Regions from separate parts of the Homo sapiens genome. Here region 2 is linked to region 1. A link is an interaction called in ENCODE POLR2A ChIA-PET data of the cell type or tissue named here. Cell type or tissue: OCI-LY7. All regions are shown on one strand.

Evidence for each region. ChIA-PET counts read pairs that join two places held together with the same protein. Peaks named below come from ENCODE experiments on the same cell type or tissue, not always from the same donor. Only the 100,000 strongest peaks of a DNase experiment are listed, where the experiment ranks them.
Region 2: POLR2A ChIA-PET joins it to region 1 with 15 read pairs; 2 of 35 experiments call an interaction of 5 or more read pairs at or near these places.

The regions. Positions count from the first base shown.
Region 1 is chr17:77,163,543-77,166,042 of GRCh38, forward strand. The region is part of intron 3 of SEC14L1 (SEC14 like lipid binding 1); the gene reads left to right. Among named protein-coding and RNA genes, the nearest start is that of SEC14L1, 24 kb to the left of the region's middle. RefSeq lists an enhancer at 1-314. In OCI-LY7, no CTCF peak of the experiment used is centred here; no DNase peak of the experiment used is centred here; H3K27ac peaks cover 608 bases.
Region 2 is chr17:77,690,215-77,692,714 of GRCh38, forward strand. No RefSeq gene overlaps it. Among named protein-coding and RNA genes, the nearest start is that of LINC01987, 37 kb to the right of the region's middle. RefSeq lists enhancers at 354-1,233, 1,234-2,112. In OCI-LY7, a CTCF peak has its summit at 1,254; DNase peaks (open chromatin) are centred at 567 and 1,187; H3K4me3 peaks cover 1,272 bases; H3K27ac peaks cover 970 bases.

The DNA of each region.
Region 1 (2,500 bases):
AAACTTGTTGTTAACAAGCAGAATTTTTAAGTTCATTCAGAGAGTCCCTCAGACTTTTCTGAGCCTGTTCACTTGCAGAGAGCAGACGCTGTCACCATGTTCTTCGTGTCATGCATTCACATGGATATTCAGTCTTCATATGCTGTCAAGTTTCTTTAAGATCAAAGGAGCGGCTCGCAGCGGGGCCACATAGATGATGACTTTTCTCTTTCTCATAAAACCCCCAGCCTTCCGTTTTTTCTTCGCACATACCGAAGAGCACCTGGTCTTTCTCTATGCCCCAAGTTGCAATTCTCTTTTCCCAAATGAAACTGTTTTAGGGATTCAGCTTTATATTTTTATTTGACCTTGACAAGCCCAGGGTGAAGATGATACTGCTTGGCCTGGAGAGGAGCCTGGGCTCCTGGGTGGCAGCCAGGGATCCTGCCACTGAACCGCAATTTGCAAAATACTTAAAGAACATATAACAGGTCTAAGAACAACATTTAGAGAGTGCTTGTGTGGCAATATCTTGTTTATTGCCCACACTTACTTTGTGGGTAGGCTCTTTCATCCCACTTTACAACTGAGGAAACAGGTTGAAATTGGTTACTAAGTGATTGCCCTGACCTGGCTGCCTCGCCTGCTGACAGCGGTGTGGGCTGACCCGGTACCGTGCCCCCGAGCAGGCAGAGCGCCTGTGCCCACCTGGAGGCCATCAGCCCACGGCGCTCAGGCACTTGGCTTTCATAATTCCCAACAGGGCCAGTTTGCAGTCTTTGCTTTAAAAGACCTCTCTGGGAGTCACTCTGAACCAATTCTGGTTTGAGGGAGGACTGCCCAATTTGGTCAATTAAACTCAATTTTTTGAAAAACCTCCCAATTTCCCCCCACCTCTTTTCCCTTTTGCTCTGTCTGGTGTGATCCGTCTCCCTGCTGGGCAGTAACCCTTTTTCCCAGCGCTCCCCCTTTGTTGGTGGCTTTCCTTCTGTTTGCTTGGACAGGAGGCCTTTGCTTCCAGGTTGTCCAGCTGGGATTCAAATCAAGGTCCATTGACACAAGAGCCCAGGCTCTAATTTGCTCTGCCATATGCCTCCCCGGTTTGTGTCTTAGTCCTAGAATGACAGTGCTGGAGGAGTGGAGGGAAAGGACACTTGGATAGCTGAGTTGCAGACATGATAATTGGGTGGGTGCGGGTGAGGGTGGTGGTGATGCGGAGTGGGAGGAAGTTGCTAGGAAAGCTGAGCTTAAAATAGCTGAAGGCCATAGATACTGGTACAGTGTGGAGTCTGGCAGATAATTGTGTGGCAGAGAAGGCTTTTGTCCTGAGAATAGTAGATGACCTCCCAGAACTGTGGGAACAACAGTCTCATGTTTACATTTATTCAGGCCACAATGGAGCTGAGCAATTCGCTTCCTGACATGAATTCTTTCTCTTCCAAGTAGATCGTGTTTCCTTATTCTGTGGAAAACGTTAATGCCATTAGAAGCCAGATTGAGGGCTACCTGTAACCGGAAACCTCTGCAGAGAACATCCTGTTACTCAGTACCCCTTTTTCTTCATTTATTTTATGAAAGTTCCCTTTCCACTTGACTGATATTTATCTTCAGGGCCATATTTTCTCCTTCTGTCAACCGAATATAGTATACGTAGCTAATCAATGAATTAGATAACTAAATCCATATATTTCCTCTTCTTCTGTGAACCCCGAATATCTGAGACAGGTCTTAGTTAATTTAGAAAGTTTATTTTGCCAGGATTGAGGACGTGCCTGTGACACAGCCTCAGGAGGTGCTGACAACATGTGCTCAAGGTGGTCAGGGCACAGCTTGGTTTTACTTATTGTAGGGAGACAGGAGACATCAGTCAGTATATGTAAGATGTACATTGGTGCTGTCCAGAAAGGCGGGACAACTCGAAGCAGGGAGGGGGTCTCCAGGTCGCAGGTGGGTGAGAGAGGCAGCCAGAAGCATTTTTCTCAGTGAGTAGAGGGGTGACTTTGAGTGGAATGGGAGGCAGATTTGCCTCCCAGTTTGACTTTTCCTTTTAGCTGAGTGATTTTGGGGCCCCAAGATTGATTTTCCTTTCACAATTTATATGATAAGGGGAGTGTTTTATTCCCAGTGCCTGAACTGAAGTATGATCATTTTTTTTGCCATTATCTTCCTTTGGCCTTTTCTTTTCTCTGTAGAAGGCAGGAGACCTAATATGCTCCTATTTATACCTAGTTCCTTTTTTTAGTCGGCTAATTATTTACTTAAAATAACTGGTTCCTAGCAAAGTCTCATGAGATTTACATCTTGTAATTTTAGGGTCATGAGTGAGATAATTATTTTAGTTTGGTGAACACATGGATTTTATTTGGTGCATTTCCAAAGTTTAGTAGAAAAGATAAATGTCAAATGAAAATGTTTAGTGTTTTAAACTGTTTGCATTCAGAAGGTCCCCCTCCTCATCTTGTGCATAGCTCAGCTGGTTCCTGGACTGTGGGCCTGACAGCGGCTTTACTTCATTGCCAAT
Region 2 (2,500 bases), 530 kb after region 1:
AAAAAATAAAAATAAACTTAAAAATAAAAGAAAATAAACCCTCCAAGAATTCTGAGCTCCGCCTACTACGCCATGTCCTCCCTGGAAGGAAGAGGCAAGATTTTCCCTTTCCAAGCCCTGAAACAGCTGCACTGACCACTCCCATTCCAGGGACCAGGGTCTGAGACATCTGGGTGGCTGTCTGCCAGGCAGACCCCGTAAAATGGGACAGCCCACCCTGCTCCTGCCACGTCAGGCCACTGGGATGGGAAGCTCTAAACAGCCCCCGCCCCCCCAGGCTGCAGCTCGAGGAGGAGCGAAGCCTCTTTCCTTGCACTAATTTGCAGTGCAGTGTGCTGTCTGCCTCGTGGGCACATGGAACGTATATAAATTACCCCGCCAGGACGATTAACTGTTTGTCCAGGCTAATTGTCAGTATTAAATCTCGCTCAGTCACAGTTTTAAAGCTTAATTTAAATTCTCTATCTTTAAGAAATCCATACTCCCTCCCACCACGGGAGAAAAAATAGATTTAATGGGTTTAGTCCATTTCCGTTTGTAGCAACCCAAGTTATAATTAGGCATGTGCAAAGCGGATGTTTCGGCGGGCGGTGAGCCTGCAGACCTGCTCCTCTCCTTCCCGGCAGGGCCGGTCCTGGTGGGGAGTGCCCTTGTCTTTGCTGCCCTAGATAAATTTCTGAATTAGGAGTTATTGCTCAGAGACCCCTGAGCCTCCATGGCAGCCCCTCCCGATTATGGCATTAATCTTGTCAATGTGCTTAAAGGTGGAGAAAGAATTCATCCTCAAAGGTGGAAGGCACAAGAAAGCAGCCAGGAAACCCCTCTGCCCAGGAGCCAAGAGCTCGGGGGAGCCATGGGATGCAGGCGGATGGGGGGGCTTCCCCTCATGTCTTCCTGAGACCACTGCCCCGCCAGATGCCCCCTTGCCCTGAAGGCTGATGCTGCCACTGCAGCTTATCAGGAGTGAGGACCCCTCCTTCCTCTCCTCTTTCTTTCTGTTCCCAGATACCCGCTTAGAAGCAGGTTGGAGCCAGGAAAATGCAGACAACTAAGGCATAGATGTAGAGGATGCAAACTGAACAAAGCTACTGAAAGCCCCCACACTCATCCCCCTTAATGTCCTAGGGGGAACTGAGACTCAGAGAGAGGCGTGACTTGCCCAAGGGCACACAGCTGGCCTGGGTTGCAGCTGAATCCCAGGGGACTTGGCACCCATTGCCTTGCTACACATTCATGACCAGGGTGAGGTGCAATTCCTTGTTCAAGGGACACGCTTGGAAGAGGAATCTTCATCGCCCTTCCTAATTCTATGCATCATCAACACCAGGGCACGTATGTTTACGCTCATTGTCCCTCACTGGGCTTGCCCCATGCAGAGGGTGGCCTGGGGGAGCAGAGATGGCAGGGAGGGCAGCTGGAAGTCCAGGTCAGAGAGAGGAGAGTGTGACCAGGGTGGCAGCAGGAGGCATGGAAAAGACGGATGCATGGAGAGGGGTGAAGAGCGTGGGAACCAGGGCTGGGGCTGCCCAGACCTGGGCACTGGGGAGGGCAAGGGAAGCGTCAGTGACAACTCCAGGGTCTGAACCTGCGGGGTGAGGAAGCAGGTGGTAGCAGTGACTGCCCGGGAGTCTGAGGAGGGGGCTGGTTAAGTGGGGAAGGTGAGCGTGATGCCAGGTGTGCTGGCTGCAGGGGACAGAAGGTGTGCAGGGCTCTCCCCGGGGCCCCTAGGCTCCTGAAAGGCGGTGCCCTAAGCATCGGCTCCATCTCGTTGTCCCTACCCCCGTCCCTACCCCCGTCACAGTGGCCGGCAAGGGCCCAACACTTAGCAATTGTCAAAGAATCGGCAGACGTGTCCAGTGGGAGCTGAGGCAGGGACAGGGACATCAGGCCCACGTGTTGAAGGCGTGGGCCTCCCACACCACTGCCCTCAGTGTTGTGTAACTCAAAAACCCATGTGTAACTTTTGACTCTCCTAAAACTTAACTACGAATAGCCTGCTGTTGACCAGAAGCCTTACTGAGAACAGTCAATGAACACATATTTTGTATGTCATTATGTGTATTTTATTTTGTAAGTTATATGTTACTGCATTCTTATGATAAAGTAAGCTGGAGAAAAGAAAATGTTATAAAGAAGATGATAAGGGACAGAAAACATATTTACTCATTAGGTGGAAGCGGATCATCATAAAGGTCTTCACCCTTCTTGTCTTTACATTGAGGAGGCTGAAGAGGAGGATGAGGAGGGGTAGGTCTTGCTGTCTCGCAGGTGGCAGAGATGGAAGGAAATCTGTGCATAAGTGGACCATGCAGTTCAAACCCATGTTGTTCAAGGGTCACCTGGAGTTGAGGAAGGTGCCGTCTTTCTCCCAAGGCCCAGGGTTTTCTTTGCAGAGAGCCTCGTGATTTAGCCCTCTGGAGAGGAGGGAAGCGAGGCCAAGCTTAGCAGTGTGTCATGGATGTGTTGTTTGGGCCCCAGGGCATGAGTCACCTGCCCTAGT